Linked DNA regions of Mus musculus: region 1 is linked to region 2. A link is a contact called in ENCODE Hi-C data. All regions are on one chromosome and are shown on one strand. Each heading gives the region's core, a stretch centred on a gene start or an enhancer-like site at or near the end of the contact. The rest is flanking DNA. Distances are from core to core; before and after follow the strand shown. Region 1 holds the start of Spag6 (sperm associated antigen 6). Region 2 holds the start of 4930412O13Rik (RIKEN cDNA 4930412O13 gene).

Evidence for each region. A loop is a pair of places that touch in the nucleus more often than their neighbours do.
Region 1: a map of left cerebral cortex shows a loop between it and region 2 (34-fold over the local background). The contact joins the promoter of Spag6 here to the promoter of 4930412O13Rik in region 2. A Hi-C loop is called at or near these places in 3 of 37 maps with a recorded cell type or tissue (ES-E14 and left cerebral cortex).

What each region holds. Positions count from the first base shown.
Region 1 is chr2:18,697,422-18,700,293 of GRCm38, forward strand. Spag6 (sperm associated antigen 6) reads left to right here and starts at 1,601. Exons shown (of 11, transcript NM_001001334.2): 1 at 1,601-1,673; 2 at 1,747-1,842. The coding sequence starts at 1,649.
Region 2 is chr2:9,879,772-9,882,828 of GRCm38, forward strand. 4930412O13Rik (RIKEN cDNA 4930412O13 gene) reads left to right here and starts at 1,475. Exons shown (of 5, transcript NR_024257.1): 1 at 1,475-1,908; 2 at 1,995-2,170; 3 at 2,772-3,057. It also overlaps a transcript of Gata3 not described here.

The sequences.
Region 1 (2,872 bases), core at 351-2,850, 8.8 Mb after region 2:
TCCTATAATGTGTTTCAACAGGATAATAAATTCTACTAATGGGCATTGTTCATGAATACAGACTTTATAGTTTTAAATATTTTTTCTACTTGACTTTTAAAACCTAGCATCCCATATGGAGGTTATTGAATTCCTAACAAGTTTAAAGTAGAAAATAAATAGAACATAGAAAATAAAGAGCAAAGCACTTACTAAAAATGGAGGGTGTAGCAATTTAGGAGTTTGAATTGTCTAAAGACTGAAACTAAGCACCAGGACCTTTAAGTTGTGAGGGGTTTTTTGTTTTGTTTTTGTTTTTGTTTTTGTTTTTTTAAGTCTTCAAAATGCTACAGGGAACTGAAAATAAATTAAGTACACTCCATTAGCAATTTTAATAATTCACTCCGGGTTTCCCTCTATATCTGTACCTGGGAGTCCTGTTGGGGAGAATGTAGAAGACCACTGTGAAACTTACAGAGTTAAGTAAAAGGATGTGTCTCTGACTGCTGACCTGCAGAAGCCAAAGGCTGTCCCAGGGTGTGAAGAGGACTAGACACACTAGTCCCAGCCTTCTAGGACTCCAGGGAATACCAAGGCTTCTTCAGAGAGCTCCTATCAGGAGTTAAAAGTGACTGTAGTAGAAGATTCCAAGTATGAAAACCAGAGATGTGTGTGCGTCCTCTTGGTGATAGCAAAGATTTCCGGTCTGCCACGATTAGGCAGCAGCTGTGGCTAGTTGTCCATTTGACACCTGGTGAAATGGTAGTTTCAGAGAGAGAAATATTTAAAATTGACACCTGTCACTGAAACATTTGGTGCAGAATTTTAAGAGAGGAGCTAGAACTAACGGTAAACTGTAGTGCTTAAATTTGATGAAAAAGAAAGGCTGCGGAGCTCCATTTATGTGAGCTGGTCTTTTCAGATAAAAAGAAATGTCTCTTTTGGAAATGTCACCGAGCAACAAAATAAGGCCCGAATTTAAAAGAAATTATTTTTTAGAAGTCATATTGAAATATAGAGACAGCAAACTTGGTAGTCATTAGAAAAACCTGCAAGATGGATATTTATCATATTATTTTCTTTTCTGCTTTTCCACAGACTCTCTAAGTGTCCTTAATTGTTGTTAATATATCGTAATTCAGTGTATGGACACGATTGCTGTGACTCTCCAGGAATTCGGAAATCAGAAGTGCCAGGTAAGGAAGAGAGGCATTAAGAGCAACACGGAGTAATGTGTTGCCAGTGTTGCTTTGATCCGGGGACACGCCGGGCCAACGCGTCTATCTGCCTGACGCCTGGTCCCCGAGCGCACCCCTTCTCTCCAGCCCCTAGCCCGCTCGCGCTGCAGTCGCGCTGCAGTCGGGAAAACCCTGCCTCGTGGATGGGTCGGCATAGACCAAGTCCTCCCGGGAGACTCTGGCGCCCTGTGCACCGCCTACAGGGAAGTGACAACCGACGGACTGTCTCGAGCAACACTGGAGTCCCAGCTTATCAGGTCGTCCCTCCACCACTCCATCGACCATTGTGATGTCATGCCTGGGACTTAACTGTTGCGACAGGACGGCTGCGTTCCGATTCCGACTGGTTGCCCAGGAGTGTGGGTACACAGAGCAGTCCCGAGGGACGTTGAGGGGTCGCGGCGAGCGGACCCGACACGCGCCGCGGCACCATGAGCCAGCGGCAGGTGCTGCAAGGTAGGAGCCTTGGGAAGGCGCCCCGACGGGTTGGCTCCTAGGGTGGGCTACTCCACTTCGCCTCTCTCTGCAGTGTTCGAGCTGTACCAGAACGCCCGGACCCGGTTTGTGCAGATGGTGGCGGAGCAGGCGACCAAACCCCAGAACATCGAGACACTGCAGAATGCGGGTGAGCCTTCACAGCTCATGGGACCCTGGTCCCACACCTCATCCCGAATCCATCTTCCTCCTTCATCGCCTTGGCCTCATCCTTCATCCCGCACTTCATCCTCACACCACCCAGCGCCCCAGCCTCCCTTGGTCCCCGGTCCTCTTTCTTTCCCAGCTGCCCACATTGTCTTTATGCTCCCTTATTAGCTCAGCTTTTGGGGAGCCGAGGAAGTAGGCTAAAGTGGTGCCAAGTTCCGCCGGACTCCCTCCCCTCCGCGGTATCTTGTGGGTGAGGCAGTGGAGGAGGCCTGGTATTATTTCCATCTTCGTTGCAATCGGCCTGCCATATGAACTGCCAGAAGTCGTTTTCCTGGATGGGAACGTACCCTAACCAGACCTAGTCTATCCCTCTCTTGTCACTCCTAGATCACATTCACTTCCTAGAAGCAAAGAAATCCCAGGCTGATTTCACTGGTCTCCTCTAGGCATTAATGGAGTAAGAGTAGTATGCTTGAAATTTTTTCCAGGACATTCGAAGCAGGCAAAACGGACCTGGTTTTGTGAATCTTACAGGGCATCCTTTTCCCACCCCTTAGTCTGAAAGGAAGGAGGGGAAAGAGGAGAGGTCACAGTTAGTGAAATCCATCTTTGTTCCACCACCACTAGTGAGTGTGTGTGTGTTTCTGAAGAGACAACACTGATGGGGCACCAAACACAGACCACAGAAAGGATTCCATCCAAATCTAGTTTGGAGAACCAATGAGTTTAGCATTACTAACAGGAACCAGTGTAATCTACCATTGACTACACCACTGAAAATACCTTCCCCATCACCTTAGTCACTTAGACATCCTGGAAAAGGTCCGTACTTCATAAGCCTCTGCTCTAAATGTCTTTGTCTGTAGTCACCTTATGATTTGAGGCTGAAAGACAGAGAGGCAGAGGGACACACACACACACACACACACACACACACACACACACACGAAGGGGCCTCCAGCATCGCCCAGAAGACAGCTTTCCACAAAAGCCTCTGACTGAACTGTAAG
Region 2 (3,057 bases), core at 225-2,724:
GTGGCGTTGAGGTTTCTGCAGCCTGGGTCCAGAAAACACTGCCCGGATGAGCAAGGTCCGAAAGAGACTTCGGGTGCACCCCAGGGCAGTGTAAGAGGTGTTCCCATTCCACCCTCCAGGGCAGAGAGCTTGGCTTTAGAGGGTTACTGGAACTGAAGGCGTCATCCCCTCTTCATTTCTTTACCCCATAATATTTCCCACTTATTCAAAACTTGGATTCCCGACAAGCCCTTTCTTAAAAGTTCCAAGTAACTTCTTCTATTCTACTGTGGAGAAAAGCCATCAATATCTACCTTGAAGCCAGTGGAGTGCGGGGAGAGGGAAGGTGCGTTCTTTTTACAATACAACCCTTGAAGAAGACAAAATTTATTTAGAAATGTGCCCTGCGGGCTTGGGTTTGGAGCTTCTCCTGACACCCCCCCCCCTTTTACATCTGATCTTTGACTGAAATCAAGGCTGAATTTCTAAATACAAATTACGAAGATACCTTTTTTTTAAAAACGAGTCTTCCCTCCCTTCTGAGTTCACCCTGCACCCCTTGGTCCCACGTTTATGAGGGCGGCCCAGTCTTAGAATATCGATTTTTTTACTTTCACTCTTTGACCAACCCATCTCTCCTGGGCCAATCAAGCTGCCAGCATCTCTTCCAGCTCACGGCGCTCTCAAAACCTTTTAATTATTTAGTTGCTGTCTAACATTCACCGGAAACCATTCCATAAACAAGCAGAGAAGACCGCACACACATTTTTGCTAAAAGGCCCGGGATTAAGATCTAGAATGAGAGTTTAAAAGGGAAAAATACTATTGCTGTATCACTCATGAGTTGTATAAGGCATCAGTCAGCCAGTCCCTAGTTCACAGCTTCGAGAAAAGTCTCGAGTAAGCATATCTCTTTGGTCCCGGGCACCGAGATGTAGATGATAATAATAATAATTTTTTTAATGCGCAAAAGAAATCCTTCTGGAGACAAGAAAGAAAGCTGCTGACGCCAAGAACTGAACATGTTAGTCTATACGGCTTAGAACGTATTTTTAAAGACTGAAAAAGAATATACTTCTGAAAAGGATGGCTTCCCTAGTAGGGGCGCCTCTCTAATAGATGTAGTAGTGGGGATGGAGAGGATTATTCGTCTTAATTCAATCACCAGAGGAGCTAGACTGGATGCAAAGACACTCCCCTCCCTTGGAAAAACAAAATATCTAATAGGCCCCTCCAGGTCTGAGGTAGTTTAGGGTTGGCAGAGAGGGGTAGGGGGCCTGAGGCTAGGCGCCCCGGGCACTGGATCCAGCCTGTAGGGGGTATTTAACATGTAATTCCCAGCCGGTCCGCCCCTGTTCCCGGACTGACAGTGGGTAATTGGGAAAGAGGACGTTGCTCTTTTGATGGCCCGCGCCGGCCAGTCTCGCCGACGCCACACTGGGTTTGACGTCACGGGCCGGCCCCAGAGTCAGAAACACAGAGCAGGGGAGGGGGAGGGAAAAAGAGAGGAGGGGGATACCGGAGAGGGAGGGCCGAGGTCGGCTCCGAGACCCACCGGGAAGAAGGGGGAAGGGATCGAGTCCGGAGAGGCTGCGGCGCGTGGCCTGAGGCGGAGAGCTGGACTCCGGGGGTCTGGGCCAGGACAGGCGCCGGTCTGACCCGCCTTGCTCGCAAATGCAGGCCGGGCTTCCTCTTCCCTTGGCGGGTGGTGGGGGAGGGGAGGGGGCTTGAGGCCGGAGGGAAAGGTGGTCCCAATCCTTCAGTTCCAGAGAGCTACAAAGCTGATCCGGGCCTCGTTAAGGGACGTCTGGGTGCCCCCTTAAAGACCTGGGGTGCCACCACCACCACAACCCCAAGGCACACCGGGTCTGGCTCGGTGTACCGCATTCCCCTTCTTCCCCTGGAGCATCTGGCGGAGCTGGGGGAAAGGCAAGAGAAAGCCATCAAGGAGAATGCTGTTGCCGCTGCTGCCTGGAGTCTTTGGCTCCTGCAGTTCATGAGGCCTCTCTCTATAGGGTAAGGGGCTGACGAACGCTACGGTTCCCTGGGGACTCAGCATCTGGAGCGGAGCAGGCAAAGGCTCAGCTAGAACCGGGATCTGGGGCTGTTGTACTTGGATAGCCGGAGTCAATTTGGCCTATCTGAAAACCCAGGCCTTGAGGCTGCTGCTGGAGGCGTCAAGTTGAGCAGGGTATGTGTGCCCTCTTGGGGAAAGGGTAAGAAATGGATCTGACTTACTCTATGCGTGGAGTAAGCTGAGACACCCCTCACCCCCCTACACACACACACACACACACACACACACACACACACACACTTGCCCATCCTCAGGTCCCTCCCACTCGCCTTCACTAGGGCGACCCCATCCCTCTAGAAGTAGACACAACCGGTCCCCTTCAGAATTTGGAAGCCCTGATTGAAAAAAAAGGTTTAGCGAGTGATTGGGCCTCATCACTTGGGGCCATGGACCCAGAAGGTAGAAATCCACCCAGAGTCAACAACCCGAACCTGACTCCGAGAGAGACCAGGCGAGCTCCGCGGGGCCGAGATGCGAAAAGATGCTACTTTGGGGGTCGCGGGGGTGGGGGGGTTGTTGAGCGCAGCCCTCCAGAGAGTGACCTGCAAAGCCAAACCCCGGGGGTCGAAGTACTATAGTTACTAATCCTGGGCAGGGGTAGAAAGCGTGCCTCGGAATGCCTAGGGCTGTCATTTGAGCGTGTTTACTTAGGGACTTTGCACGCCGAGCGCAAGCGGAATAGTAGGATTCTCCTAGAGGCAGCAAATGTTTGCAGGCTGGAAAACGAAGCGGAGCGGGGCGTGCTGCCTTGTCCCTCCTCCCGGAGCCAAGGCGCCGGCCTGGGCGGATCTGATGGCGCGGTTACCGACTGAAGTGAAGCCCGGAACCTGAAGGGCTGGGAGGTCGGGGAGAAAGCAGAGCAGCACCGAAGGCCAGAAATTAAATTCACAGCCCGGGACCCCGACGACCCAAGGACTAGGGAAAAAGTCACTTCCCATTCCAGCTCGATCAATCTTCCTTCCATGCGATTGATTAATAGAAAACGAAGTGAAAAGACCGTG